2 separate regions of the Homo sapiens genome follow, and region 2 is linked to region 1. Evidence: chromatin loops called from intact Hi-C (ENCODE). Cell type or tissue: ascending aorta. All regions are shown on one strand. Each heading gives the region's core, and the rest is flanking DNA. Links, peaks and the distances in the headings are about the cores only.

Region 1 (16,345 bases), core at 3,629-11,628:
TTCATTATAAAGGGTGAACTGAAAGTAACTACAACCTATTTCCATCTTTAGAGACTAAAAGAAATGGTTTCACTTGAACATTTTTACTGATAAAAGGAAAAACAAAACTTTCTTGATAACTCATAATTACAAGCTCGTGCACATAGGTAGGGGTCAAAGGCCCCATTCACACTACTAGGATGATCTGAAACATCTCGAACTGATAATTTAGTTGAAAGTGATTTTAAGTAGATCATACCCTCAGGAATCAGCAAATGTGAGTCTTGTTTTTGTTTTTGTCTTGTTTTGTTTTTTGAGACGGAGTTTCACTCTTGTCGCCCAGACTGGAGTATAATGGTGTGATCTCGGCTCACTGCAACCTCCGCCTCCCGGGTTCAAGCATTTCTCCTGCCTCAGCCTCCCAAGTAGCTGGGATTACAGGCACCTGCCACCACTCCTGGCTAATTTTTGTATTTTTAGTAGAGACGGGGTTTCATCATATTGGCCAGGCTGGTCTCGAACTCCTGACCTCAGGTGATCCACTCACCTTGGCCTCCCAAAGTGCTGGGATTACAGGCATAAGCCACCGTGCCCAGCCAGCAAATGTGAGTCTTACTTACAGGAACCCACATTCAACCTAGTCCTCAAAGAATTCATACAGTTAAAGTTCTAAGAAATAGAGCTGCCACTTAGAAAAGTCATGAACCCCTAGGGAAGAAGGGCACATAAGTGAGAGCCAGCTGGAACAAAAAACAGAAGAGGCACACCCCTGCAGTGGCTTCAGGTATTGGAATAATCAGGCATAGAAGTTATGTTTTTTTATGTTTAAAGAAACATAGAACATAAACCGAACCCATCCCTACCCATAGGGGACTATAAGGAAATTTACCTTGACACTGAGCAAAGTAGAAAAAAGAAAAAATATATATCTCTGAGAAATGATAACAACAAAACGTCCCTCACTTGTATTTGCAGCCAAAATTCACATCGGGGCCCAAAAACTTCAAGCTATATATTTAGTTTAAAGCAGTGCCTGGCTAGTTGCCCTTAGTCCCTGAGAAATACAAATACAAATCCTTACTGGAAATAATGCTCCTTCATCTCAGGCTTCAAACAATCTTCACAAATAAGTTTTGAGACGTATGAGTATCGTGTGGCGCAAAATAAGCAAGCACACAAAGAAACGAGGCACCAGGAACAAGAACCTATAGAAACAACAACAAATAGAAACGTACTCTGGGCCTGATGCAGTGGCTGTAATCCCAGCGCTTTGGGAGGCCGAGATGGGCAGATCACTTGAGGTCAGGAGTTTGAGACCAGCCTGGCCAACATGGTGAAACCTCGTATCTACTGAAAATATAAAAATTAGCAGGGTGTGGTGGCGAGCGCCTGTAATCGCAGCTACTTGGGGGGCTGAGGCAGGAGAATCACTTGAGCCAGGGAGGCAGAGGTTGCAGAGAGTTGAGATTGCGCCATTGCACTTAAGCCTGGGTGAACAGAGCGAGACTTCGTCTTAAAAAACAAACAAACAAACAAAAAAAACTCTGAAGACTTCAGATATTGAAATTTTCACACACAGATCATAATTAAGTTTAGTGTGTTTAAAGATATAAAAAACAAGCTTGAAAGTATCTTCAAGATATAAGGAACTAGAAGAAATGACCTAACAAGCCTCCCATTTTAGCCTCCTCAGTAGCTGGGACCACAGGTGTGTGCAGAGACAGAGTCTTACTGTGTTGCCCAGGCAGGTCTCAAACTCCTGGCCTCAAGAGATCCTCTCGCCTTGGCCTTGCAAAGTGTTGGGATTACAGGTGTGATCCACTATGCCCAGCCTGATTTCACTTTAGGCTCATAACGATGGAAATAAAGACTTATGCAGATCACCAAGGGGCTTCATTCAGGATTCTTATTCAGGTTTTTCTCTGTGCTTACAATTATGCTGTCCCAAGATGATAGCCTATTTTATTTTAGGGTTAGCCAAATTTTGTGGAAAAGTTATCATTTTAGGTAGAACTTCGTTCCAATGATTGATTGATTCAATATGCTGTTACAATGTGTCCACTGCATTTAGGCCCAATACTAAACTAATAGCAACAGGCCTGAAATCATTCTTTTTATTTATATTTTTAATTTTCTTGAGACAGGGTCTCACTCTGTCACCCAGGCTGCAGTGCAGTGGCTTGATCATAGCTCACTGCAGCCTCCATCTGCCGGGCTTAAGTGACCCTCCCACCTCAGCCTCTCGAGTAGCTGACACGACAGGCATTCACCATCATGCCTGGTGTTTTTTTGTTTTTGTTTTTTTGTGTTTTTTTTTTAGTAGAGACAAGGTCTCACTATGTGGTCCAGACTGGCTCCAAACTCCTGGGCTCAAGTGATCTTTCTGCTTCTGCCTCCCAAAGTGCTGGGATTACAGGTGTGAGCCACCATGCCTGGCCCCCAAATCATTCTTACTTAGCATTGGAATCCACTGTCATGAAGCATTGACTCATATGGACGTTTCTTTTTTTGTGTGTGAGATGGAGTCTTGCTCTGTCGCCAGGCTGGAGTGCAGTGGTAAGATCTCGGCTCACTGCAATCTCCACCTGCTGGGTTCAAGTGATTCTCCTGCCTCAGCCTCCTGAGTAGCTGGGACTATAGGCACGCGCCACCATGCCTGGCTAATTTTTTGTATTTTAGTAGAGAGAGGATTTCACCATGTTGGCCGGGATGGTCTCGATATCCTGACCTTGTGATCTGCCCACCTCAGCCTCTCAAAGTGCTAGGATTACAGGGGTAAGCCACCATGCCCAGCCCCATATAGACTTTTAAATGTGGTTAGTGGGTCATATGCATAGGTGTGGTAGTGGTTAAGTTGTGCATGCAGACATATTTATTTGTTCCTTCCAGTATGTAAAGAATTCTTGAACCGATTCTACAAGTCACTGATAGACAGAGGAGTTAACTTTTCGCTGGACACTATAGAGAAAGAATTGATCAGTTTTTGCTTGGACACCAAAGGAAAAGAAAACCGCCTGGTATAGTAAATTTCACCTTTCATTTTCCCCATGTGCTTGAAGAATACTGCTAATAGTTTCATTTCTTAGACGTGAAGTCCTCCTACTTACATGTTTGCCTCAAGTATGTCCATTTTAGAGCACGCAGCAAGCAGAAATCCATCTTCCAGTGACATGTAGTTCTGCGTGTTTTCATCCAGAATATTTCCAGTGTTACTTTACTTTCTGAGTACACCACAGATAACCAATTCTATGTTTTCTTTTTTCTTTTTCTGAGACAGAGTCTTGCTCTGTTGCCCAGGCTAGAGTGCAGTATCATCATCTCAGCTCACTGCAACCTCTGCCTCCTGGGTTCAAAGCATTCTTGTGCCTTAGCCTCCCGAGTAGCTAGGATTACGGGTGTGCACCACCACACCCTGCTAATTATGTATTTTTAGTAGAGACAGGGATTCACCATGTTGGCCAGGGTGGTCTTGAACTCCTGACCTCAGGTGATCCACCCACCTCAGCCTCCCAAAGTGCTGGGATTACAAGAATGAGCTACCATGCCCAGCCCAATTCTACGTTTTCTTAAATGAAATTATGAAACTGAATTCCCAATAAGAATTTAGCATCCTAAGAGTGGGTGGGCTTTCCATTTCTTACCAAGACAATTAATCAAACTTATCAAAATATTTTACATTATTATTTATACATAATTAATAAAGTATTTATATTTTCTTCTAATCACATTAATATGGTGTTTCCTGGGCATACACATATGGCTTGTTTCAATATACTGTTTTATATCACTTAAGACAATTTGGGGCCAATTCCTTTTTCCCTAAAATTGTCAGATTGTCAGTTACATCTGCATGTTGGCTGTTCACCATGGCCATGTTGTAAAGCTCATGCCATTTATCCGTATCATTAAGGTCTATCTATCTATATTTTTTTGAGACAGGGTCTCCCTCTGTCACCCAGGCTGGCGTCCCAGTGATCTTTCCTCACTGGAACCTCAACCTCCCAGGTTCAAGTGATCCTTCCACCTCAGCTTCCCAAGTATCTGGGACTAAGGCACATGCCACCATGCCCAGATAATTTTTGGATTTTTTTTTTTTTTTTTTTTTTTTTGTAGAGACGGGGTTTGGCCTTGTAGCCCAGGCTGATCTCGAACTCCTGAGCTCAAGTGATTCACCCGCCTTGGCCTCCCAAAGTGCTGGGATTACAGGTGTGAGCCACTGTGCCCAGCCAACGTTTATATTTTTAAATGTAAAATTTTGAAGTCAGGGAGCTTGAATGTCAGAATTGCCTGATGGGAAAAGACATGGGCTCTAGAGCCAAAGTGCTGGGTTTTATAATTCTGTCTCTTCTATTGCTAGATCTGGGGACCTTCAGTTGGCTTGGGTATAAAATACAGATACTAATAGTACTTATTTCACAGGATTGTTGTGAGACATAAATAAGTTAATACCTTTAAAGCACTGAGAGCAGCACCTGGCACAGAGAAAACACTTAGTGTCAGCTCTTCTCATTAGTCTTTTAACACCATGTGAATTGTAGGGCACATCTAATTAGGATGATCACGAGAATGGAGTCACTTGTTTCCTGGTGGCTTAGTCAGCAGGTTAACCTCTCTTCTTCTTTCTTCTTCTTCTGCTTCTGCTGCTTCTGCTGCTTCTTTTTCTTCTTCTTCTTCTTCTTTTTCTTCTTCTTCTGCTTCTTTCTTCTTCTGCTTCTTCTGCTTCTTTCTTCTGCTGCTTCTGCTGCTTCTGCTGCTGCTGCTGCTTCTTCTGCTTCTTCTTCTGCTGCTGCTCTTCTTCTGCTTCTGCTGCTTCTGCTTCTGCTGCTTCTGATTCCTCCACTTCTGCTGCTTCTTCTGCTGCTGCTTCTGCTGCTTCTACTGCTTCTTCTGCTGCTTCTTCTACTGCTTCTTATGCTTCTTCTGCTGCTGCTTCTGCTTCTGCTTCTTCTTCTTCTTCTTCTTCTTCTGCTGCTTCTGCTTCTGCTGCTGCTTCTGCTTCTTCTTCTTCTTCTCCTTCTCCTTCTCCTTCTCCTGCTTCTGCTGCTGCTGCTGCTGCTGCTGCTGCTTCTTCTTCTTCTTCTTCTTCTTCTTCTTCTTCTTCTTCTTCTTCTTCTTCTTCTTCTTCTTCTTCTCCTTCTTCTTCTTCTGCTTCTGCTTCTTCTGCTGCTTCTTCTTCTCCTTCTTCTTCTTTTCTTCTTCTTCTTTTTTTTTGAGATGGAGTCTCACTCTGTCACCCAGGCTGGAGTGCCCTGGCATGATCTTGGCTCACTGCAACCTCCACCTCCTTGGTTCAAGCAAGCACACCTGGCTAATTTTTGTAGTTTTAGTAGAGATGGGGTTTCACCATGTTGACCAGGCTGGTCTAGAACTCCTGACCTCAAATGATCTGCCCTCCTCAACCTCCCAAAGTGCTGGGATTACAGGCGTGAGCCACCATGTCCAGCCTACCTCTTTCTTCTTGATACTGTATTCCTTCATTACTGGAATGATACTGAATGTCTTCATTGTCTGGAACACTCAATTCTCTTCATTTTCCTTCAGTGCTATTATCTAGGAGCCACAAAAGACGCAGCCACAAAGATCCTAAGTGAAGTCACTCGCCCAATGAGTGTGCATATGCCTGCAATGAAGATTTGTGAGAAGCTGAAGAAGTTGGATAGCCAGATCTGTGAGCTGAAATATGGTATAACACAGCCCCGTGTTTTTCCCAGTAGGTCCAATGGATTCCCAAACCTCTAAAGTTGGGGCCATGTCTTCTAAAAATTCAGTGTTAAAAGGAAAGAAATTCACCACTCATCAATAAGTTGCTTGGCTGATGAATGGTACCTATGGGCATTTGAGTTTCGTTGAGGGAAGACAAATAAATAGTACAGGCATAATCAGCATTAGGTTAAAATTGCCAATGAGGCCTGGCGCGGTGGCTCAGGCCTTTCATCCCAGCACTTTGGGAGGCCGAGACGGGCGGATCGCAAGGTCAGGAGTTCAAGTACCAGCCTGGCCAATATGGTAAACCCTGTCTCTACTAAAAAAATACAAAAAAATTAGCCGGGTGTGGTGGCGGGCAGCTATAGTCCCACCTACTCGGGAGGCTGAGGCAGGAGAATCGCTTGAACCCGGGAGGCAGAGGTTGCAATGAGCCCAGATCCCGCCACTGCACTCCAGCCTGGGTGATAGAGCAAGACTCTGTCTTAAAAAAAAAAAATTGCCACTGAAATCACAGAGTTTAGACTCCTAACACACCAAGGCAAAGCCAGATACGTATGTCAAGGAAAATCTCAACATATAGAGAGAGCAGCTACTCCTGGTGATTTGGATCTTGGTAATCTATTAAAACAAAACTAGTACCTATTCAAAGATGATACAAGGACTTTGAAGATGTAAAGATGACTATGACTTCCTTCCTAGGCAGAGCTACCATTCTGCCAGCTTTAAATTTTGGGAAATTGGTTATTCACATCAAGTCAGGTTTTTCCTGGTAAAATAGCTTATCAGAGGGTGCCCAAAACAAACAGCAAGAAAAGGAAGGAGATGTCCTTTTTTTTTTTTTTTTTTTTTTGAGGGGAAGTCTCGCTCTATCACCCAGGCTGGAGTGCAGTGGTGCGATCTTGGCTCACTGCAATCTCTGCCTCGTGGGTTCAAGCGATTCTCCTGCCGGAGCCTCCCGAGTAGCTGGGATTACAGGCATGCACCACCACGCCTGGCTAATTTTTGTATTTTTATTAGAGACGAGGTTTCACCATGTTGGCCAGGCTGGTCTTGAACTCCTGACCTCAGGTGATCCACCTGCCTTGTCCTCTCAAAGTGCTAGGATGACAGGCGTAAGCCACCATGCCCGGCCAGGAGATGTCCTATTTTAAAATGTTATCCTTGGCCCCATACATTTCACATGGATAGATCTTTTATCATGATTTGTATCTGGGCTAGACATTTGGGTAGATTGAGTGGGTATCATAAAAGGATGTGGAATTCCTTCCTCAGCCTATCCTTGACACCTGAAATCCCACTCATTCCTTTTGCTTAAGTCATTGTTTTGCATGCATTACATACCCAGTGTAGTACTGTCAACTACCTAAGTAATTAGCATCCACCTCTAAGTTATTTTAGTCTTATTTTCCAACACAGCCGTGTAATAGTCCTATGCACCATAGCCACATAGCTAGCTTTAAGTAGGTTTAAGGTTGAAAGTTACCACAGACAACCTATTTCTTAACTTGCAAAGCACAAGCCCTAACTTCCAGGGTAGTTATTAGAGTAGGCATCCCTTTTTTATTGGCTTCCAAGCCATGAAATAGGGGCAGAAATCACTGAGTCCATATAAACAATATTCACAAACTTGGCCGGGCGCGGCAGCTCACACTTGTAACCTCAGCACTTTGGGAGGCCAAGAAAGGAGGATCATTTGAGCCCAGGAGTTCAAGACCAACCTGGGCAACATGGTGAAACCCTGTCTCTACAAAAATACAAAAATTAGCCAGGTGTGGTGTTGAGCGCCTATAGTCCTAACTACTCAGGAGACTGAGGTGGGAGGATCACCTGAGCCTGGGAGGTCAAGGCTCTGGTGAGCTGTGATTTTTTTCACTGTACTCCAGCCTGAGTGGCAGAGTGAAACCCCATCTGAAAAATAAATAGATAAAATAAAAATAAATAAAAGCCAATATCACAAACCTCTTTTGATTTTTTAAATTCAACAAATTTGTTGTGAATACCTTCTCCTATATCCTAGGGATCTTACAGGGCTCCTTAAACAATAGAAAAATCAGATATTATTGAGACGAAATGACTACCTAATGTTTTGGCGATGCTGGCCACTAGAGGCCCTTGGGGAGCTATGAACTAGTTTTAATCTTTGTGTGGACCTTTACTTTGGAGTTTTGGGGCATCACAGAGGTTTTCCTCTTTTTAAAATTAATGCCAGATACCAAGTTCTCTAGAAAAACTCAAAGAAACTACTGACATTTACAAAAAAATGTATTTTTCTCCTTCAGCCTCTTATCTTGAATAGACTAATAGTTCTTAATTATCCTCCCCAGCTATTGTTAGCAGGAAAGATAAGATTAAACAGGGACCTTTGTGCTGTGGGAGATTAATAATTTGGGCTATGCAAGTTTCTACTTTAAAAAGTATTCTGTCAGATCAGCCATGAAATTAACAAGCAAGATAAGTGTGGAGTTGGAGTATGTTTTCAATTAGGAAGGTGCCATTTGGTTTTTGACCTGAAAGAATGTTTTCATTTGCTTGCTTTGTGTTTAAAAAGGATAGGGAATCACTATAAAAATTTAAGGGTTTTCTGGAGCACAGTGTATAGCTGACCCTCTAAATACAAAAGTCTTTTAACATCCAGCTTTTAAATTAGAACAGAGTTACCGGAAGGTTTTGACAAATAATTTGACAAATATTAGGTTTTTAATGTTTTTAAATGTTGTGTTCTACTACTCAGAGGTAAAAAAGAGAAAGAACTTTCAAGAGAAGTCAAGCTGTAAAAATTCTAGGCTGCCACTAGTTGTTTAATAAATAAACTTAAATGTTGTATTCATTATCAAAGTGAACACCGGACAAGCGGGGAGGGGCAAAAGACACTTTTTTTTTTTTTGACAGTCTCACTCTGTTGCCCATGCTGGAGTGCAGTGGCATGATCTCTGCTTACTGCAACCTCAGCCTCCTGGGTTCAAGAGATTCTCCTGCCTCAGCCTCCTGAGATGCTGGGATTACAGGTGTGTGCCCCCATGCCCCTCTAGACTTTCTTTTGAAAGAGGAAAAGTACCTCTTTCTGATAGGAAAATTATAATTATTGGTATATTACAGATGAGCTTATTATTTTTTGTATTTTGGGCTTTTTTTCAATCTTTTCAGCAATTGAGAAGTAGCTGAGTTCTTGATATTTTCTGCACATAATCTATAAACAGCGAAATAGTAGTCTTGCTAGAGGAGGTTAGATGTTGGTGACAAGTATCATTGGCAAGAATTTTAGAAGCCAGGTTGGCTGGCACCAAAGCCCTAGCATTGGAGAAGTGGGAATAACACAAAGGGCTGTACCTGCTGTGATAATTTAGCAACCTAATCCCAGTAGGGGCTGGGCATCAGGTGAGTTTCAAAACAGAGATCCCAAACAATTAAGGTTCAGCGAGAATATTCCTAATTTTATTCACGTGTTTGCATTTCTTTACATTTTTATTTAAAACCCAATAGTGCTTTGTCATGTGTATGTGCTCATTTGCTTTGCCGAAGATACATCTTCCTAGAAAAAGTGAACCATAACTTTTTGCTGGTTAATTACAATCTATGGGTTTCAAGTTGGCCGCAAACCAAGGCCATCCCAAAGGAACCGATTGCCTTTTATATATGAGTTTCCTTCTTGTTACCTTAACAGCAGCAATTTGGATACAGTGCTATTTGTTTTAGGAATACTGATCTTGAGAATGCTCCAAATGGTAGTAAACATTGTGGCACTACATAGGCCCTTAGTTTTGAAGCAAGTATAATCTCTTGGAAAGAAAGTCAAATTAAAAACACAAATTATCCCAATAACTTTGTATACACTGTTGTCCTTCAGTACCTGTGCAGGAGGGGTTCTGGGACCATACTCAGACACTAAAATCCTGATGCTTAAGTGTTTGCATATAACCCATGTGCATCTTCCCTCCTGTATACTCTAAATCATCTCTAGATTACTTATAATACTTAATACAATGAAAATGCTATTTGTATTAGTCTGTTCCCGCATTGCTGTAAAGAACTATTGGCCAGGCGCGGTGGCTCACGCCTGTAATTCCAGCACTTTGGGAGGCCGTGGCAGGCGGATCAGCTGAGGTGAGAAGTTCAAGATCAGCTTTGCCAACATGGCGAAACCCTGTCTCTACTAAAATACAAAAATTAGCCGGGCATGATGGTGGGTGCCTGTAATCCCAGCTACTTGGGAGGCTGAGACAGGAGAATCGCTTGAACCAGGGAGATGGTGGTTGCAGTGAGCAGAGATCATGCCACTGCACTCCAGCCTGGGTGGCTAAGCGAGACTCCGTCTCAAAAAAAAAAAAGAAAAAGAACTATCTAAGACTGGGTAATTTATAAAGAAAAGAGGTTTAATTGGCTCACAGCTCCACAGGCTGTACAGGAAGCATGGCTGGGGAGGCCTCAGGAAACTTAGAATCATGGCAGAAGGCAAAGAGGAAGAGGCATGTCTTACGTGACTGCAGCAAGAGGAAGAGCGCAAAGGGGGAGGTGCTACACTTTGAAACAACCAGATCCCTCATGAACTCACTCACTATCATGAGAAAAGCTAGGGTGAAGTCCACCCCCATGATCCAATCACCTTCCAACAGGCCCCTCCTCCAACAGCGGGGATTACAATTCCTCGTGAGATTTGAGTGGAGACACAAATCCAAACCATATCATTGTAAATAGTTGTTATACTGTATTGTTTGTATTTTTTTTTTGAGACAGAGTCTCAATCTGTTTCCCAGGCTGGAGTGCATGGCGTGATCTCGGCTCACTGCAACCTCCATCTCCCAAGTTCCAGAAATTCTCCCGCCGCAGCCTCCCAAGTAGCTGGGATTACAGGCATGCCACCGCCATGCCCGGCTAATTTTTTGTTTCTTTTTTTAGTAGAGGTGTGGTTTCACCATGTTGGCCAGGCTGGTCTCGAATTCCTGACCTCAGGCAATCCTCCCGCCTCAGCCTCCCAAAGTGCTGAGATTACAGGCATGAGCCACCGTGCCCAGCCCTGTTTGTATTTTTTAATTGTTGTAGTGTTATCTTTAATTTGTTTAGAATATTTTTGATCTGCTGTTGGTTGAATCTGCAGATGCAGAACCCACTGATAGAGAGGGCTGCTGTACCACATTTTCCTTGGGTGTGTCTTGGTTTCCATGGAAACTGGAATTCTTCCCTGCCTTGGATCATAGGGTAGTCAGCACCAAGATAAGCAAACTATATGCCTTTTGAAGTGATTCATAGGGATTTTTTTTCCATTTATTTTGTAATTGGCTTTTTTCCTTTTTGCCATTTAGAAAAAACACTGGACTTGGCATCAGTTGACCTGCGGAAGATGAGAGTGGCAGAGCTGAAGCAGATCCTGCATAGCTGGGGGGAGGAGTGCAGGGCCTGTGCAGAAAAAACTGACTATGTGAATCTCATTCAAGAGCTGGCCCCCAAGTATGCAGCGACACACCCCAAAACAGAGCTCTGATCTCCAATGCCAGCACATTTGTGACTTGTAATTAGAGAGAAAAGTGACTCTCTAGGATATGGACATGTTGATTAAGGATAACTGGGAATGCATCATATTTGGTCTCATGCTTTTTGTGTTGGTATTATTCCTCAGAATTTTGTTACGTGGGTTTATGAGTGAAACTAATACTACTGATAACTTACATTTGCAGTGTACCAAAAGCTAAAAGTTCCTTTCTCATAAGTTTCTTGGAATGACTATGCCAGTTTTCATTGCCTGTCTCCTAAAAGTGACCTACTGACAAATTGATGGAGTAAATTGATTCCAAGAAAGAAGAAGGCATTCAGAGACTCCTCTCTGGATGCAATTTTAAAATATATTGGACTAAAACAAAAGACACAACAGTCAGCTTATCTAATGCACAACTTCAATCCCAAATACAGAATCAAAAGTTTTTTTCAAGTGAATTTTCTGTTTTCACTCTATATTGTAGCTCTCTTTGGTATCAGAAATGGTCAGGCAGGAGTACTCGTTTTTCCCATTGGAAGAAAACCCACTTAAACCTACTTAAAGAAAATAGAGAGATCAAGAAACCGTATAAGTATAGCCAATGTTTGGCAATTATATCAACATTTACATTGTTAATTGAACCAAGCTCAAGGTCTTTTTCATTCCTTACAGTCACATATCAGACAAGTTTTTGATGGAAGATTAAAGCATATTAAAAACACTCATAGGCAACTTGGAACTTTACCATTGTTAATGCTATTTTATCAGCTTTCGGTTGTAAAATCATCTTTGGTTCCATTTTCTGGCCACATAAGAATAAGAAACCCACAGTAGAAGTGTCCGCCTCTGTGTGGCAGGTACAGCTGGGGAATACTGAAAAAACATTTCCTTGGAACTTTCTGGAGTGATGGGAATGTCCTATATCTTGATTGACATGGGGATTACATGGGTTAATAACATTGTCATCTGGTAGGATAATTAAGATCTGGGCATTTTATTGTATGTACATAATATCTTTAAAAACTGCTGTAGAAAAATTATTTGGAAATTAACTAAAATTAATTAATTCAACACACCTTGTTTGCTAGGCACAGTGGCTCACACCTGTAATCCCAGCACTTCAAGAGGCTGAGGCGGGAGGATTGCCTGAGTCTAGGAGTTAGAGATCAGCCTGAGCAACAGAGTGAGGTTCCGTCTCCACCAAAAATTTTAAAATTAGCTGCGCATGATAGTGTGTACCTGTAGTCCCAGCTACTCGGGAGGCTGAGGTGGGAGGACTGCTTGAGCCCAGGAGGTGGAGTCTGTAGTGAGCTGTGATCCTGCCACTGCACTCCAGCCTGGGCAACAGAGCAAGACCCTGCCAGAATATATGAAAAAACAAACAAAAAAGCCCACCTTATTTATTCAAAGAATTGCATTTACTGGCTGGGGTTGTTTTCAGGGAGTGGAGGAGACATTTTCAGACTGAAAATATACATCGAAAACATAATTTTTAATTCTAAATGCTGCAGAGGTAAATGCATTTTCAGCTGGGAAGCTGATATGTCAGAGAGTTAGTGGTTCCTAAGGAAATATATATATGATGTAACTGAAAGGTGAGAATACAAAGCTGTGGTGTAATGAATGGTCAAAGTAATTATTGTTTCTGAATTTTGGCAGCTCGATTATCATTTGTAAAGCATCTACTTTATTTTGAATTATATCTTCAAAAAAACCAAAGTTTGTTTTTGGTTGTTTTTGTTTCTTTGAGACAGTCTCGCTCTGTTGCCCAGGCTGGAATGCAGTGGCACAATCTTAGCTTACTGCAAACTCAGCCTCTTGTGTTCAAGTGATTCTTCTGCCTCACCCTTCCGAGTAGCTGGGATTACAGGCGCCCACCACTATGCCCAGCTAATTTTTTTGTATTTTTAGTAGAGACGGGGTTTTGCCATGTTGGCCAGGCTGGTCTTGAACTCCTGGCCTCAAGCGATCCACCCACCTCAGCCTCCCAAAGTGCTGGGATTACAGGTGTGAGCCACGATGCCCGGCCTCTCCAGAGTTTTCTTTTCTAAACTTCTTATAACCTTTATATCTGTTTTTATTTTTGCATTTTGAACCTATCAAGAAATGTGTTGTTTGAAAATATTATGTTTGGTGTCTGACCTCAAAATCGGGTCGCATTTCTATGTCTTTTCTTCAGGATACAAATTGAGGTAATAGAAACAGTGCTCAGCCAGTCATTTGTATCCATGGTGTTTAGTCTGTTTTTTTTTTTTTTCTTTCTTTTTGGACAGAGTCTCACTCTGTCACCCAGGCTGGTATGCAATGGCGCTATCTCAGTTCACTGCAACCTTTGACTCCCAGGTACAACTGACTCTCCTGCCTTAGCCTCCCCAGTAGCTGGGATTACAGGCGTGCACCACCACACCTGGCTAATTTTTGTATTTTTAGTAGAGATCGGGTTTCACTATGTTGGCCAGGGTGGTCTCAAACTCCTGACCTCAAGCGATCCACCTGCCTCATCCTCCCAAAGTGCTGGGATTACAGGCATGAGCCACTGTGTCCGATCTAGTCTGTTTTTTTGTTTGTTTGTTTGTTTTAAAGAGAATTTACATCAGTGCTTCTCAAACTGCACATATGGTGTTTATCACAGCACAATTCACAATTGCAAAGATATGGAACCAACCTAAGTGCCCATCAACTGGTAAGTGGATAAAGAAAATGTGTTTGGCCGGGCGCAGTGGCTCACGCCTGTAATCCCAGCACTTTGGGAGGCCGAGGCGGGCGGATCACGAGGTCAGGAGATCGAGACCATCCTGGCTAATATGGTGAAACCCTGTCTCTACTAAAGATACAAAAAATTAGCTGGGCGTGGTGGTGGGCGCCTGTAGTCCCAGCTACTCGGGAGGCTGAGGCAAGAGAATGGCGTTAACCCGGGAGGCGGAGCTTGCAGTGAGCTGAGATTGCGCCACTGCACCTCAGCCTGGGCAACAGCGCAAGACTCTGTCTCAAAAAAAAAAAAAAAAAAAGAAAATGTGTTTATGTTATCAGGCATAACAAACATAATACAGCATGGAATACTACTTAGCCATCAAAAAGAACAAAATCATTCTTTTGCAGCAACTTGGATGGAAGTGGAGGCTATTATTCTAAGTGAAGTAACTCAGGAATGGAAGACTAAATCTGTATGTACAAACCTCTATGTTCTCACTTATAAGTGGGAGCTAAGCTATAGGGTAAGCAGAGACATAAAGAGAGGTATAATGGCCATTGGCGATTCAGAAGCAGGGAGAGTGGGAGGAAGGTAAGGGATAAAAAACTACATATTGGGTACAATGTATGCTACCTGGTGACAGGTGAGCCAAAATCTCAAACTTCACCACTGTACAATTCATCCGTGTAACCAAAAACCACTTGTACTCCAAAAGTTATTGAAATAAAAAATAAATAGCTGAAAAGTAAAAACAAAAACTGGGCGTAGAGGCAGTCTTGTTAAAGTAGGGGTTCTGATTCAGTGGGTCTGGGGTGGGGCCTGAGATTCTGCATTGCTAATGAGCTGCCAGGTGATGTCCACACTACCCTTCCAGGACCACGCTTTGAGTAGCAAAGGCCTAGGTCAAGGATCCTGCAACTGATACATACTTTTTTCCCTTTGCCAGTATCAACCTAAATAGTAAACAGAGAAAGGCTCTCTAAAAAAAGATGTTTGTTTTGGGAATAGAGCATTGCAATGGGAATACACAAGCCTTAGTAAACTATGCGTATTCAAGGGAGGTAAAGGAAGACAAAGGTTTTTAAAGATAAAAATGAGGGGCTGGGTGTGGTGGTTCACACCTGTAATCCCAGCACTTTGGGAGGCCAAGGCAGGTGGATCACCTGAGGTCAGGGGGTTCCAGACCAGCCTGGCTACCATGGTGAAACCCCGTCTCTACTAAAAATACAAAAAAATTAGCTGGGCATGGTGGTGCGTGCCTGTAATCTCAGCTATTGGGGGAGACTGAGGCAGGAGAATCGCTTGAACCCGTGAGATGGCGGTTGCAGTGAGCTGAGATCATGCCACTCTACTCCACTCCAGCCTGTGTGACGGAGCAAGACTCTGTCTCAGACAAAAAAAAAAAGAGGAGGATTGCATAATTGTTTTGAAATAATTATCCTTGACCACAAAGATCAATCACAAGAGTGATGCTAGTCTGAGTTTGGACAGATAGTCTCCGGGTCAATGCCCTTGCAGAAGAATTTTCTTGTGTGAAGTTGTGATGGCTTTTGTGGAGGATTATGATTTTTGCAGTCTTTTGTGATTGTTTATGTTATCAGGCATACAAGCCTGAGAACCCTCTTTTCATGGCCTCCCCCAGCTCTGTTTTCAGGGTTTTCTTACCATTTGTGACCCCATTCTGATTCTCATGACTTTCACACCAGTCTTGATCAGTTATGTTTTTGATAGAGTTGAATGTAACAATAACAACAGCAACAACAAAATGAAACAGAAAAGTACAAGAATTTATTCTCCCATGTAAAAGAAGTCCAGAAGTAGCCAGTCCAGGGTAAATATGGCAGCTCCACAGTTATTAGGGACTCAGCTTGAACTTTTTGCTTCCCATCCTAGTGGTGGGTTTCACTTCTAGCCCGTTGGCCTAGTTGGATGCTGCAATTTACTATTTCAGAAGGGAGAAGGCATGAAAGAACTTGCCTCTAACCCGAGCCCACTTCTTTTTTTTTTTTTTTTGTTCGAGATGGAGTCTGGCTCTGTGGCTCAGGCTGGAGTGCAATGGCACGATCTCGGCTCACTGCAACCTCCACCTCCCAGGTTCAAGCGATCCTCCTGCCTCAGCCTCCTGAGTAGCTGGGATTAGAAGCGCGCGTCACCACACCCGGTTAATTTTTGTATTTTTAGTAGAGACGGGGTTTCACCATGTTGGCCAGGATGGTCTCAATCCCCTCACCTTGTGATCTGCCCGCCTTGGCCTCCCAAAGTGCTGGGATTACAGGCAGGAGCCACTGTGCCCGGCTACTACTTGTTCTTGTTCTTGTTCTTTTTTTTTTTTTTTTTGAGACAGAGTCTCGCTCTGTTGCCCAGGCTGGAGTGCAGTGGCGTGATCTTGGCTCACTACAACCTCTGCCTTCCCGGTTCAAGCGGTTCTTGTGCCTCAGCCTCCCAAGTAGCTGGGATTACAGGTATCTGCCACCATGCAGGGCTAATTTTTTTTATTTTTA
Region 2 (16,345 bases), core at 3,471-11,470, 71 kb after region 1:
AAACATTCATTAAATGCCCTCTAGGTGCCAGGCATTGTTCTAGGTGCTAATCTTAATAGATAAAAAGACAAAATGACAGCGCCCCCATCCTCAAGTTCTTCATAGTCTAGTGGGAGAGTCAGACACAGAAACAAATATACAGCAGTGTCATTTGATAAGTGCGTCAACTGAGGTAAGCACCAAGTGCCTGGCAGCCCAGGAGAGGGCACCAGACCAGAAATGGGTGTTGGGGATGGCGCCAGGAAAGAATGGCAGAGAAGGGGCCAGAATAGTGGCTATATGAGCAGACAGTGTTGAAATGAAAATGCTTAAAGAACAAAGATTTAAAAAAAATAAAAGTCAGTCTGCTGGCACTGTTTGTTCTATACTTCTTTCACCTACGTGGGAATGCATGTCAGCAGCCCAGACCTTTGCTGCTTTTTATTTATTTATTTATTTATTTATTTATTTATTTATTTATTTTTTGAGACAGAGTTTCACTCTTGTTGCCCAGGCTGGAAGTGCAGTGGTGCGATCTCGGCTCACTGCAACCTCCACCTCCTGGGTTCAAGCGATTTCCTGCCTCAGCCTCTTGAGTAGCTGGGATTACAGTCATGCGCCACCACACCTGGCTAATTTTGTATTTTTAGTAGAGATGGGGTTTCTCCATGTTGGTCAGGCTGGTCTCGAACTCCCAACCTCAGGTGATCCACCTGCCTCGGCCTCCCAAAGTGCTGGGATTACAGGCATGAGCCTCTGTGCCTGGCTTTTTTTTTTTTTTTTTTTTTTTTCTGAGAGGGTCTTGCTTTGTTGCCCAGGCTGGAGTACAGTGGTGACCCTAGCTCACTTTAGCCTGCAACTGCTGACCTCAAGTGATCCTCTCGCCTCAGCCTCCCAAAGTCCTGGGGTTGCAGGTGTGCCAGCACTCGCGGCCTCAGACTTTTAACTTAAGATGAATATTTCACACTCCTGGATTTCTCAGGGGCTGGCCTATTGGCACTCGCTCCAGACGGGGAGCCCGGCTGGGCATCTAGGGCCACCTGTGCCATGCTCTACTCCCACCCAGTGCAGAGGCTGTCAGGCCCTGCGCTGCTCTTGGATGCTCAGAATCACTTGGGGGAGTTTTTAAAAAGTTACTAATATTAATGCTAACACCCCAGAACTTGGTAGTTAATTGTTCGGAGATGGAACTATGGCACCCGTATTTTTAAAAACCTCCCTCTAGTAATTCTAACACGCAGCCAGAATTGGGAACCACTGAGCTACTTCATGGAGACCGAGGATTTGTGAAAGCCGGGCTCTGAGAACTGGCTGGCAGTATTTCCGTGAAATAGGCAATGAAATATCCTAGTCAGCATCATGCAACAGCTTCCGTTATCCTCGCAATTTTCTAAATTCCTTAAGGAAAACAGTTCCCACTACCAGGTGTGAAGGATTCCTGGCCATTGCTTTGTCAAGTCAGGGGCAGAACAAAGTAGGAAGGGAAAAGGAAGTTTCCATGACGTATTCACCGTTTTTAAATTACTCTTTCACAATCTGTAAGTGATGCCTTGTCAAATCTCCTTTGAAACTTAAAAATTGTTCTGCTTATGAGCGCTGCACAGAGACTTTTTTTCCCCTCCTATCTTGCAAAGAGAATTGGTGGCATCCTTCAAATATTCATCTCCAAAGCATAATTATATACTTGGCAACTAACTGGAGATCTTTCAAAACTTACCTTCAAGCTCCGTGACTTGTCCCTCCAAGAAAAAAACAGAAACAAAAACAAAAAACCCAACCAGATGGTTTTGTGAAGAGAATAAAGAAGAAAAATGGCAGAAGGGTTTTATCCTTCCTTCTCTAGAATGGATTCCAACCAAATGATTTCAACGGGAGATCTTGTTTTCCTTTTACCTTGGACGTTATGAGAAAAAGGCCCTGCCTGCTTTAAGAAATCCTCAAAGGTAACGTCTTTTCTTTAGCTGCTAGAGATTTCCTGCTTGGGCTTCACTATGTGACATTGCAGCCTTAAGGTCTCATTCACACCTCTCCAGCTGCCTGCGGAAGTCATCAGGCAGTGGTTTCTTGCATCACACAGACTGCCCTCTCAATCTCTCAACTTTCTGCAGGGAAATTTTGGATTCGCTCCGTCTGGCTCACTGAATAGTTTGTTAGCCAGGGTTCTTTCAAGAAACAGAACTGAGAGAGATAGAGAGAGAGAGAACACAGAACAGAGAGAGAGAGAGATACATTTTAAGGAGTTGATCCATGCAGTTATAGGGGCCGGCAAGTCCAACATTCACAGGACAGGTTAGCAGCCTGGAAACTCAGGCAGGATTGGACACTGCAGTCTTTTTTTTTTTTTTTCAGTCAGCAAAAATATTTATTGTGAATCTATTATTTGCTAAGAAACATTGACTATATTAGGTACATAGGATGCATTAAACAAAATTCCCAACCCTAGAGCAACTTGTATGGTTTTTGTTTGGTTGGTTTTAAAAAATGTTTTATTATTTATTTATTTTAACTTTTAAGTTTAGGGTTACAAGTGCAGATTTGGTGTTACATATGTAAACTTGTGTCATGGGGGTTTGTTGTAGAGACTATTTTATCATCCAGGTATTAAGCCTAGTACCCATTAGTTATTTTTCCTGATCCTCTCCCTGCTCCACCCTCCAAAAGGCCCCAGTGTGTGTTGTTCCCCTCTGTGTGTCTATGTGTTCTCATCATTTAGCTCCCACTTATAAGTAAGAACACACGATATTTGGTTTTCTGTTCTTGTGTTAGTTTGCTAAGAATGATGGCCTCCAGTTCCATCCATGTCCCTGCAAATGACATGATCTCGTTTCTTTTTATGGCTGCATAGTAATCCATGGTGCATATATACCACATTTTCTTATCTAGTCTATCATTGATGGGCATTTAGGTTGATTTCATGTCTTTGCTATTGTGAGCAGTGTTGCAATAAACATACGCATGCATGCCTTTATGGTAGAACAATTTGTATTCCTTTGGGTGTATACCCGGTAATGGGATTGCTGGGTTAAATGGTATTTCTGTCTTTAAGTCTTTGAAGAATCACCACACTGTCCTCCACAATGGCTGAACTAATTTACACACCCACCATCAGTGGATAAGCATTCCCTTTTCTCCACAACCTCGCTGGATGCTGCAGTCTTGAGGCAGAATCCTTTTTTGTTGGGAAACCCCAGTCTTTCTTCTTAAAGCCATTGAATGATTGGATGAGGCCCACCCACACGATCAAGGCTTTATTTAAAGTCAGCTGATTGTAGATGTTAACCATATCTACAAAATACTTTCACAGCTACTCCTGGATTCGTGTTTGATTAAATACCTAGGTACTGTGCCCTAGCCAAATTGACACCCAAGACTATCACAAAGAGTTTGATGAAGAGAATTAATTTATTAATATTTTCATCAATTTGTAGAATAATGAATGGGCCACAGAAATATTCACAATATTAAACAGATTAAGTGAGAAGAATATATGAAGGCACTATACCATAAAGCTCCCCCTGATTTTGATTTTATTGATCCATCCTTTAATTTGTTCAATAAACATTTATTAAGCTCTTCCTATGTGCCAGGGCCTGCTCTAGGTGCCAATCATAATAGATAAAAAGGAAAAAAAGAGCCCCTGCCCTTAAATTTTTCACAGTCTGGTGGGACAGTCAGACACATAAACAAATATATAGTAGTGTATATTTATTGGGTTTTGGAGTCAGAAAAGCCTGAGCTTTAGTCCCCCACCAACGTGCTCAATGGATATTGAGCTCATCTCTTAAACTTTCAGAGTAAAATTTACTCTTCTGAAAATTTGGGGATGGGGTGTAGATAAGAAGTTTCTAAGGCAATGATGTCACATTTGTCTCTAAAATTTGGAGCCTTTCATGATAATTCAGTGTCCTGAGTTCTTTCCTCATCATCTTAAAGATATAAACACCTTGTGATTATGGATTTTGTGCTGAGTTTCGTTTCGGTGAGTGAAAAGGTGTTCTCTGGAGAAGGATGGATGAAAAAGGAATCAATGGTGAGATTTCTAGAGAGAATAGTTACAAGGGAATTGATTGACAGGATTAAATTGAGGATGATGGTGTGTAGCATGGTGTCTACAGAGCCTTTGCCTGGGGAATCTTACTTTCTTTTCTTTTTTCTTTTTTTTTTTTTTGAGACAGAATCTCACACAACCTCTGCCTCCCAGGTTCAAGCAATTCTCCCATCTCAGCCTCCTGAGTAGCTGGGATTACAGGCACCCACCATCATGCCCAGCTAATTTTTGTATTTTTGTAGAGATGGGGTTTCACCATGTTGGCCAGGTTGGTCTTGAACTCCTGACCTCAGGTGGGGAATCTTACTTTTGATTCTATGGCTGGTAGTTCTACTCTCCTATACCCAACCCTGGCCTGCTACCTAATGGGACTTGTTCATGCTCAAAATAGATTTCTCCAGGACCCTTGAATTATTTTAAGTTTCATTTAGACCATGGTTGGTGTTAAATACTCCACAGAAGTGTCAAGTCATGAAACTACTATGTTTATGACTTGGCTCAACTGGTTGGTTTTTAAGTTTCTATTCATCTAAAATATGCTTTTCTCTGGCAATGAAAATATTGTCAGGTAAATTAAACTGCCATTAAAGCAGCTCTTGACTCAATTCCTGGCCCTGGTAAGCAGAGATGACCTCAGAAACGCAGTTAGGAATCAAATCCAAGCTTGGTGTTAAGAACTACTTTTCATTTTCCCCAGGTCTGTATTTTATCTTTGACTTGATAATTTTAAAAGGAAAGATGTTTGTGAATATTCAGGATGTAATGGATTGCAATAAGGAAAATAAAATTATCCGTATGGTTGCAGAAACACAGCAGATGTGCTGTACCTATCAAGGTGCATCTGCATCTTACAGGCACAAATCACAGCTCAAACGACTAAGAAAAGTACAGCTTCTGTTACTGAAAAGGCCAGAGTCAGGGCAGGCATCACAGTGGCTTGATGCAGTGGCTCAAAGATGGCACCGAAGACCAGCTCCTTCCACGTGGCCTCTGCTTTTCACGATGTCAGCTCCCTTTAGAAGCTGACTCCCCTCTTGCTGGCCACATGGCTGCCAGTAGTTCTGAGGGTTTTAGATCATCACATCCTCGTTCAGCTGGAAGAGAGAGATGAGCAGGGAGAGGGCACATTCCTTTTCCAACCATAGAAAAACTCATGGACTTTCTTCTGTTGTCCTCGTGTTTAAGGGATAAGACCACTCTGCTTGGATTAGTCAAGTCAGGTCTCACCTCTGGAGCTGGGAGTGACGAAGTCTTTCCCATAGCACATTGCCATTCAGCAGGACAGGGGCACCGTGGACTCAGAAGAGGCTCCACGACCCCTGCAGATGCATTTCACAAATTATTTGGATTCATTTTCCCTTTAAGAATTTTCACTGGTGGCCGGGCAAGGTGGCTCACGCCTGTAATCCTAGCAATTTGGGAGGCTGACACGGGTGGATCACCTGAGGTCAGGAGTTTGAGACCAGTCTGGCCAACATGGCAAAACCCTGTCCCTACCAAAAATACAAAAATTAGCCAGGCATGGTGGCACATGCCTGTAATCCCAGCTGCTAGGGAGGATGAGTGGGGAGAATCGCTTGAACCCAGGAGGCAGGAGTTGCAGTGAGCTGAGATGGTGCCACTGCACTCCAGCCTGGGTGACAGCAAGACTTTGTCTCAAAAAAAAAAAAAAAAGAAAAAAAAGACTTTTCATCTATGATATAAAAAATTGGTTAGTTGGATTCAAGATTTTTTTTTTAGCCATAGTATTTGTTATATTTTATATAGGTGGGGGGAAGATGTTGAAATTTGGGGAAACAAATCATAAAATACTTTCTCTGGTTACTAAAATGGAAATGTTAAGCATATTTTCTTCTCTTCTTTGAGAAACAGTAAAATTTATCATTCTCATGGAAGAACAGATGTGAAGTAAAAAATTGAAGTAAACAAAAGTCAGTCATGGAAACATTTACCCTTAACTTTTTATTTCATTCCTTTCCCCTTATTTCCTTCCCAACCATCTACACACAACAAACATAATGGATCTGAGGAAAACTGAAAAAGATGAGCTCGATTTCACTTTGGGAGTTAACTAAGCACCAGATAATTACACTGGTGCTCTCTGGTAAAATCTAGAAGTTCTTCCTGTATATTGTGAATTTCACTTGAGCATCAGCAAGTTTGAGGAAGACCTCCCATGATGAAGGTGTTGGGATAGAGAGGGAGAGCTTGGTTTTTAATCTAATCTTCACGGCTTTGATGTAACGGGGTTTTAAGCTCCCATCCATCACTCCTTGTCACCATTGCTATCCTGGTTAGGAGCCAGTGGCAGAGCTTGGGTTGTTGGGAAAAGGGTGATCATAAAAACTTTTTATGTGTGTATTGATATGTATGTGTGTTTCTGAGTGTATACCTTTGTGTGCAGTGTGAACATGCGTGTGTGCTCTGCCTGTGTTTCTGTGTGTTGTGTTTGTGTCTGTGTGTGTCTACACACTGACAACTACGATCACTCTTTTTACCATCTTTTTGGTAATGCCATAAATAGCTTTTGAGCTAGAAACTTTAGAGGGTCAGCTTTGTACTTTGGGAACACTGATACTTTATTAAAATTATACTTAGTGGATAAAATTACTCAGTCTTGGCATTTCTCTTATACAATGTGCTATTTGAATGGCTAAGCTTTTATGAGTCATTTTTTTTTTTTTTGAGACAGGGTCTTGCTCTGTTGCCCAAGCTGGAGTACAGTGGTGTGATCACAGCTCACTGTAGCCTCAACCTCCTTGGCTAAAGCAGTCCTCTGGCCTCAGCCTCCAAAGTAGCTGGGACCACAGGCATGTGCCACCACACCCGGCTAATTTTTGTATTTTTTGTAGAGATGGGGTCTCGCCACATTGCCCAGGCTGGTCTTGAACTCCTGTGGCTCAGCAAGCCACCTGGCTCCATCTCCCAAACTGCTGGGATTACAGGTGTGAACCACCAAACCTGGCCAGCTTTTATGAGTCTGATGCATTCATCTTATAGTCGCCAACAGATTCTTTCCCACACAGAGGTCCCACATACACGATGCGATTAAACTCCACAGCGTGGTTCACTTACATCAGGATTGACAGTTTGCGTCCTATACTAAAACTCTTCTTATTCACAACCGAGGTTTACTAGAACCTATATGTCTTTGTATCTGGACTACCTCCCAGAAAAGAAGCAAAACACTCGTCTGAATGTTTTGCTGGTAGAATGGGATAGGGAAACCTCTCAGGGTACAGGATCGAGAAACTGCAAAGCTGGATGCCTTCCAGGCACTCTGTCCTTCCTCCCTGGAGGGAGGCTCAGAGATGATCACACTGCAAAGAGGTGAGTGAGGGGCAAAAGGGGAGAAGCCCTCAAGTCAGGGAGATTGGTTGAGTCCCTTTTTCCAGGCTTCACTTTCCAGGCTGAGCACAAACAGGAAGGATGGATTGCCTGTCTCTCTGGCCACAGCCCATGGCTTAGGCTCCCTGCGGGAGTCTGCTGCCTCAGCAGATGGGATATTGGGAAACCAACAGGCTGGGAGTGACATCAGTCTGAAATGGAAAAAAATCCTCCTTGGCCCAGTAAATATCACAATAGGGAAACCAGTGGGTATTTCAAAAACACCAGAAACCCAGAGCAAGGGAGGTGCCATGGATTAAACCTATTTTCTGATTCCCTTCATTCATTTTGCAAACTTCTCACCTTCCCAGCCATTTGGGAAACTCACTGGTCTTGTTCCCAGCCCTTTACCTCCTTTGGAGGCGGAAGTGGAAGCCCAGGCCTGGGCTTCAGTCTCGGTGCGTTACAACCTTCTCTCAGCAGCCTGGCACTTCCTCAAGCTCTTGGCCCTGCAGCTCTTGCGGAACACAGAGTCAACTCTAGAAGCAGCTGTGTAGGGTCGATAGATCTCTGGGGATCCCAGGACTCCTCACAGTTTTTTCAAATAATTTCCTTATAAGGAGGCCGGGAGTAGTGGCTCACGGCTGTAATTTCCATCACTTTGGGAAGCTGAGTTGGAGGATCGCTTTAGCCCAGGAGGTAAAGGCTGTAATGAGCTCTGATCACATCACTGCACTCCAGCCTGGGTGACAGAGCTGGACCCTGTCTCTAAGAAAAAAAAGAAAAAAATCCCATATAAGTTCACTCTATTCAACTTGTCTTCCCTGGGAGCTCTGCCCAGTGCTTCGAACAGCCTAGGTTTTCAGACTCCCCTTCTCAGTGGTGGTTTCCCAGCTGGACTGTTCTGCTCACAAAAGCAAGCACAGGCCATGCTGTATGGTCCAAGCACACTTAGCTCCTGGCAGGACAAGGGCTGTGTATGAGAAATTGTACAAACATCAAACATTTTCCCAAAACGTCCTCTCGTTTTAATAATGAAGAGTTGCATTGGAAACCCATGTGTGCATCCTCCTTGGGGAGGCTGGGGTGGGGTCTTTGTGTCTGGATTCCGCCGCTCCCCTGGGACCCTAATGAGGAAGGGAGGCAGCAGATGTGCAGAGCCCATCTGCCCAGCTGGGGCCCATGTGCTTCCTCCTCATTACCTAGCGGATGTCAACAGCACATGGGGCCAGGCCCCTCCCAGATGTGCCACCATGGAAACCATGCCTTGGGCAGGTCTGCTCCTGATTGCTGAACTGGAACAAGAGTGAAAAAGCTGGAGGCCAAGCTCCCCCATCGTGCCCACCCCTGATTCCTCATGGTACCCTGAGGGGTGTCCAGCATCTGCCCATGCACCCCACAGCCTTCAGGTCCCCACTCTGTCCCATCCCTCTCCAAGAAGCCACCCTTGGAGCCCCCTTCCCGTCTAGAAGCATGCACCACCCAGGTAATTTTTAAAATTTTTTTGTAGAGACAGCATCTCACTGTGTTACCCAAGCTGGTCTCAAACTCCTAGGCTCAAGCAATTCCCCCATCTCAGCCTCCCAGAGTGCCAGGGTTACAGGCATGAGCCACATATCCAACTGAGACTAGAACGGTGTTGCCTTTGATAGCTTTGCAGTGCTATTTTATTGTTTTTGAGACAGAGTCTCACTCTGTTGCCCAGGCTGGAGTGCAGTGGCGTGATCTCAGCTCACTGCAACCTCCCCCTCCCGGGTTCAAGCGATTCTCCCGCCTCAGGCTCCCGAGTAGCTGGGATTACAGGTGTGCACCATCCCGCCCAGCTAATTTTTGTATTTTTAATAGAGACAGGGTTTCACCATGTTGGCCAGGCTGGTCTTGAACTCCCGACCTCAAATGATCCACCCACCTTGCTCTCCCAAAGTGCTGGGATTACAGGCTTGAGCCACCATGCTCGGCTTGCAGTGCTTTAAAAAAATGCTTTTCTAGGGAGTTCTATGTTTATGTCTTTCCGTTACGATGTGGCTCCCCTGGTTTCCAAAGACACCCCATGCCCCAAGTCTTGGCTTTAGCCACAGGCAGTTGTCTCTGGGGATACCTTTAGAAGACGCTTGTGGGTGAGAGCAATTCTTCTTCCATAAGAAAGCCTTGAGGATGCTACCAATGGGTTTTCATCCTGGCTTTGCCTCCATATTGTTCTTCTGGCCCAGGGTGATTTTTTCCTGGTGCCCTCCTCGCTGGAGCTGTTCGCTTCCAACTTCCGGAGTTCCCAGGTGCCTTAGGCCCCACCCCCTCGCTCTTCAAGATGGCCTCTGAGGTGCCTCCTGCATGGCAGCCTTCCTGGCGTTCCCAGGTGGGATTAGACCTATCTTTCCTTCCCTGTTTCTGACCTTAGGTTTCATTCTCTCAAGAACTCTTTGTGGACGTGCTAGTGGCTCTCATGACCCCTCCATAACACATTTGTGTTGGCATAATGTGGTTTTGGAACTGTGCCTTTTCTCAAAAGACATGGTTGCTGGCAATTTTAGGGACTTCAGCGGGATGGTAGGGAGGATGGTGCCCCTGCTCCCTGGGATGGAAGAGGGCAATGGGGAGAGATGGTCCAGATAGAGGGATATGGAATAAGCAGCTCCTGGGCTGCTGGCTCGGTTCCCATCTCTGCGAAGGCCTCGCTGTGGCTGGGATGTGAACTTTGGTCATGACTTGGTTCTAGTAAGGCTGTTACATTATTCATTTGACCAGGGAGAAAGGGTGCTAGGGCCAGGGGAAATTATTATATAATGAAGTATGTGTTTTAGTAAATGGATGAACTCACATTCTAGCTTTGATATGCTGAGTAGATTTTAGCCAGGAAGAAGGAACAAGGCACTGCCAGATTGATTGAGAGGGGGAAGGGGAAGGAGGACCTCACTGGTGGGGCGGAGCTGACAGTGCATTAGGTCACACGGAGGGCACAGCCTTCCATCCGGCAGTCACCCCTCAGAGTCTCAATCAGGCCCTGGATCCTCAGACAAGCTGGCTTTTAAGAGTCTGGCAGATCACACAGTCTGGGTTTTTGTTTCTTCTAAGTGGCATTGTTTCCTGGCTTATAAACATAGCCTTTCCACCTTGGCAATTCATCCCTTCCGGAAAGGGTGGCTGGCACTAAGCTCCAGCCTCTCGCAGCCCTTGGATTGTCTCATCTGGTGCTGAACTCCGAGCACACCAGAGAACACAGAGGCTTGGGCTCTACGAGAAGCATTCTGGCTCTTTTTCTTATTTTAAAGGAAAGTTACTCTAGATCCCAAAGGTATAATCAGATCTATTCTTACACCCTGCTTTGAGGAAGAAGTGGGTAAAATCCAGGCCAGTGGGCGCTTAAGCAAGGAGGCCACATGGTCCCTCTGGGGGTTGCTCAGGCCTTGAGGGCCCTGGAATTTTACCTGGTTTTCGTTGTGCTACATCTTGGTGACAAGCTGTACCTTCAAAACCTCTCGGTATTAGTCAGGGTTTGTAGTTGCAAGCAATAGAAATGGAGTCACCAGGACACTGGAGAATTAGGCTCTGGGCTGACATCCAGGGACCACACCCCAGACTGCTGCAGACCCAGCCTGGTGACCGCTCTGCTGCAACTTTGACCTCAGAGGCTGCAGCCTGGTCCTCTGATTCTGCTGGCTGGCAACACCAGACCACTGTTGTCGGGCCAAGAATGCAAATTTGCTTAGTGGCCACTGTTTCCAGTTCTTCTACTTTAAGCTGCTAGCTTCCCATTCAGTCTTGGGGTGGGGACATACCTCAGATTGTAAGAAGTCAGGTCAGAGCTAATGCCACAGATACAGGAAAGATGGGACTAGTTAGCTACTGATATCATCAGCATCTAGATTGGGAGGTAGGCTCTGCTTCCTCCTGAAACTCAAAGCGAGGAATTCCATAGACATAGAAGGAAAGTTCAGATACTAGGTGGCCAAAAAGAATGACAGATGTCCACTACCCTCTATTAGAGCTGACCTTGACCCCCATGTGCTGCTTCCCAACTTGAGGACATTCACTCATTCTTTCAACGTACATTTATTGAGCACTTATTACAAGCCAGGCACTGTGATTACTTCTGAAAATATAGAGATAGAAGAAATGACTTTCTTCTTAAGTAGCCCACAATCTAGTTGCTAAAATAGACAAGTAAACAAAATTAGAATGGTACAGTAAGTGCTTTGATAGAAGTATGCACTGAGCCACCTCATCAGAGGAGGCAACACATAAATTGAATCTTGAAGGATAATTGGGAATTGCCAGGGCAAAGGAGGGTGAGTGTGTTTCAGGAAGAAGAACTTCACTGTAGCTGCATGTGGTTGCAAGGAACTTGGTGGGCTGGGGATGGAGGGACAGGCAGAGATGGATCATAAGAGCTTTGCATGGCTTGCTGAGGAGTTTGAATTTTATTCTGAAGATTATGAAGACTCTTTGGGGTACAGTGCACCCCCTCCACCAAGGGGCAGCCAGAGTGCTTCATTAATTGGGTCCCAGATCCTGTGCCTCCTGACTGGGTGAGACACCCCCAACAGGGGTTGCCAGATACCTTATACAGGAGTGTTCCTGCTGGCATTAGCTTGGTGCCTCTCTGAGACAGAGATCCCAGAGGAAGGAGCAGGCAGCCATCTTTGTGGTTCTGCAGCCTCCACTGGTGACACCTCCAGGTGTGGGAGGAACCCAGATGCATAGGATCTGGAGTGGACCCCCAGCAAACTGCAGCCACCCTATGGAAGAGGGGCCTGAATGGTAAAAGAAAAACAAACAGAAAGCAACAACAACAACAACAGCATCAACAAAAAAATCCTTACAAAACTCCATCCAAAAGCCAGCAGCCACACAGATTGAAGCTAGATAAACTCACAAAGATGAGAAAGAAGCAATAAAAAATACTGAAAACTCAAAAATGAGAGTGCCTCTTCTCCAAATGATCACAACACATCTCCAACAAGAGCACAGAACTGGGCAGAGGCTGAGATGTATGAATTGACAGAAGTTGGCTTCAGAAGGCGAGTAATAATGAACTTTGCTGAGCTAAAGGAGCATGTTCTAACCCAATGCAAAGAAGCTAAGAACCACGATAAAATATTACAGGAGCTGTTAACCAGAATAACCAGTTTAGAGAGGAACATAAATGACCTGATGGAGCTGAGAAACGCAACACAAGACCATCATAATGCAACCACAAGTATCAATAGCCAAATTGATCAAGTAGAGGAAAGAATTTCAGAGCTTAAAGGCTATCTTGCTGAAATAAGACAGGCAGACACTATCAGAGAAAAAAGAATGAAAAGGAATGAACAACACCTCCAAGAATGATGGGATTATGTAAAAAGACCAAACCTACGACTGACTGGGGTACTTGAAAGAGACGGGGAGAATAGAACCAAGTTGGAAAACATACTTCAGGATATCATCCAGAACTTCCCCAACCTGACAAGATAGATCAACATTCAAATTCAGGAAATTCAGAGAACCCCAGTAAGATACTCCATGAGAAGATCAACCCTAAGACACACAGTCATCAGATTCTCCAAGGTTGATATGAAAGAAAAAATGTTAAGGACAGCCAGAGAGAAAGGTCAGGTCACCTACAAAGGGAAGCCCATCAGACTGACAGTGGACCTCTCAGTAGAAACCCAACAAGTCAAAAGACATTGGGGGTCAATATTCAACATTCTTAAAGAAAAGAATTTCCAACCCAGAATTTTATATCTGGCCAAACTAAGCTTCATAAGCAAAGGAGAAATAAAATCCTTTTCAGACAAGCAAATGCTGAGGAAATACATCACCACCAGGCCTGCCTTGCAAGAGCTCCTGAAGGAAGCACTAAATATGGAAAGGAAAAAGCATTACTAGCCACTGCAAAAACTCACTGAAATACAAAGAACAGTGACACTATGAAGCAACTACTCAACAAGTCTGCAAAATAACCAGCTAGCATGATGATGACAGGGTCAAATCCACACATACAATATTAACCTTAATTGTAAATGGACTAAATGCCCCAATTAAAAGACACAGAATGGCAAGCTGGCTAAAGAGTCAAAACCCATTGGTGTGCTGATTCAAGAGACCTATCTCACATGCAAAGACACACATAGGCTCAAAATAAAGGGATGGAGGAAAATTTATCAAGCAAATGACAACCAGAAAAAAGCAGGGTTGCAATTCTAGTTTCTGGCAAAACAGACTTTAAACTAACAAAGATCAAAAAAGACAAAGAAAGGCATTCATAATGGTGGTAAAGGGATCAACTCAACAAGAAGAGCTATCATATATATATATACACTCAATACAGGAGCACCCAGATTCATAAAACAAGTTCTTAGTGACCTACAAAGAGACTTAGACTCCTACGCAATAATAATGGGACACTTTAACACCCCACTGTCAATATTAGGCAGATCATTGAGACAGAAAATTAACAAGGTTATTCAGAACCTGAACTCAGCTCTGGATTAAGTGGACTTGATATATATCTACAGAACTCTCCACTCAAAAAGAAGAGAATATACATTCTTCTCAGCAACACATGGCACTCACTAAAATCAACCACATAATTGGAAGTAAAATACTCCTCAGCAAATGCAAAATAACAGAGATAATAATAAACAGTCTCTCAGACCAAAGAGCAGACAAATTAGAACTCAAGATTAAGAAACTCACTCAAAACCACACAACTACATGGAAATCGAACAATTTGCTCCTGAATGACTCCTGGGTAAATAATGAAATTAAGGCAGAAATCAAGAAGGTCTTTGAAACCAATAAGAACAAAAAGACAATATACCAGAATTTCTGGGATGCAGCTAAAGTAGTGTTAAGAGAGAAATTTATAGAACTAAATGCCTACATCAAAAAGCTAGAAAGATCTCAAACTGACATCCTAACATCACAGCGAAAAGAACTAGAGAACCAAGAGCAAACAAACCCCAAAACTAGCAAAAGACAAGAAATAACCAAGACCAGAGAGGAACTGAAGGAGATAGAGACATGAAAAACCCTTCAAAAAATTAGCAAATCCAGGAGTTGGTTTTTTGAAAAAAAATAATGAAATAGACCACTAACTAGACTAACAAAGAAGAAAAGAGAGAAGAACCAAATAGACAATAAAAAATGATAAAGGGGATATCACCACTGACCCCACAGAAATGCAAACAACCATCAGAGAATCCTATAAACACCTCTATGCGAATGAACTGGAAAATCTAGAAGAAATTGATAAATTCCTGGACACATATATCCTCCCAAGACTGAACCAGGAAGAAGGCAAATCCCTGAATAGACCAATAACAAGTTCTGAAATTGAGGCAATAATAAATAGCCTACCAACCAAAAACAAAAATAAAAACAAACAAACAAAAACAAAAAACAAACAAAGAACTACCCAGGACCAGACAGTTTTACAGCTGAATTCTACCAGAGGTACAAAGAGGAGCTGTACCATTTCTCCTGAAACAATTCCAAACAATTGAAAACTTCAGGCCAATATCCCTGGTGAACATCAATGTAAAACTTCTCAATAAAATACTGGCAAACCAAATCCAGCAGCAGATCAAAAAGCTTGACCACCATGATCAAGTTGGCTTCATCCCTGGGATGCAAGGCTGGTTCAACATACACAAATCAATAAATGTAATTCATCACAAAAACAGAACTAAAGACAAAAACCACATGATTATCACAATAGACACAGAAAAGGCCTTCAAAAAAAGTCAACATCTCTTCATGTTAAAAACTCTCAATAAACTAGGTATTGATGGGACATACCTCAAAACACTAAGAGCCATTTATGACACCCACAGCCAATGTTATACTGAATGGGCAAAAGCTGGAAGCATTCCACTTGAAAACTGGCCCAAGACAAGGATGTCCTCTCTCACCATTCCTATTCAACATAGTATTGGAAGTTCTGGTCAGGGCAATCAGGCAAGAGAAAGAAATAAAGGTATTCAAATAGGAAGAGAGGAAGTCAAACTGTCTCTGTTTGCAGATGACATGATCCTATATCTAAAAAACCCCATTGTCTCCACCCAAATGCCCCTTAAGCTGATAAGCAACTTCATCAAAGTCTCAGGATACAAAATCAATGTGCAAAAATCACAAGCATTCCTATGCACCAACAATAGACAAGCAGAGAGCCAAATCATGAATGAACTCCCATTCACAATTGCTGCAAAAAGAATAAAATACCTAGGACTACAGCTAACAAGGGAAGGACCTCTTCAAGGAGAACTACAAACCACTGCCCAAAGAAATCAGAGAGAACACAAACAAATGGAAAAACATTCCATATTCATGGATAGGAAGAATCAATATTGTGAAAATGACCATACTGCCCAAAGTAATTTATAGATTCAGTGCTATTCTCATTAAACTACCATTGACATTCTTCACAGAATTAGAAAAAAATACTTTAAAATTCATATGGAACCAAAAAAGAGCCCATATAGCCAAGACAATCTAAGTGAAAAGAACAAAGCTGGAGGCATCATGCTACCTGACTTCAAACTATACTACAAGGCTACAGTAACCAAAACATCATGGTACTGGTACAAAAACAGACACATAGACCAATGGAACAGAATAGAGATCTCAGAAATAAGTCCACACATCTACAACCATCTGATCTTCAACAAACCTGACAAAAACAAGCAATGGGGAAATGATTTCCTATTTAATAAATGGTGCTGGGAGAACTGGCTAGCCATATGCAGAAAATTGAAACTGGATCCCCTTCCTTATATCTTATACAAACATTAACTCAAGATAGATTAAAGACTTAAATGTAAAACCCACAACTATGAAAACCCTAGAAGAAAATCTATGCAATACCATTTAGGACATAGGCACGGGCAAAGATTTCATGATGAAAACATCAAAAGCCATTGCAACGAAGGTGAAAATTAACAAATGGGATCTAATTAAAGAGCTTTTGCACAGCAAAAGAAACTATCATCAGAGCAAACAGACAACTTGCAG

The links. A loop is a pair of places that touch in the nucleus more often than their neighbours do. Peaks named below come from ENCODE experiments on the same cell type or tissue, not always from the same donor. Only the 100,000 strongest peaks of a DNase experiment are listed, where the experiment ranks them.
Region 2: a loop joins it to region 1, with 2.1 times the contacts of the local background. A loop is called at or near these places in 4 of 110 quality-filtered maps.

Annotation. Positions count from the first base shown.
Region 1 is chr10:14,814,796-14,831,140 of GRCh38, reverse strand. CDNF (cerebral dopamine neurotrophic factor) reads left to right here. Exons shown (of 4, transcript NM_001029954.3): 2 at 2,869-2,996; 3 at 5,521-5,662; 4 at 10,983-11,896. The coding sequence ends at 11,161. Among named protein-coding and RNA genes, the nearest start is that of CDNF, 15 kb to the left of the region's middle. In ascending aorta, for the core only: CTCF peaks have their summits at 7,785 and 10,770; DNase peaks (open chromatin) are centred at 10,831 and 11,052.
Region 2 is chr10:14,743,299-14,759,643 of GRCh38, reverse strand. The region is part of intron 1 of FAM107B (family with sequence similarity 107 member B); the gene reads left to right. Among named protein-coding and RNA genes, the nearest start is that of FAM107B, 23 kb to the left of the region's middle. RefSeq lists an enhancer at 7,262-8,179. In ascending aorta, for the core only: no CTCF peak of the experiment used is centred there; DNase peaks (open chromatin) are centred at 7,503, 7,843, 10,299 and 11,000; H3K27ac peaks cover 4,092 bases.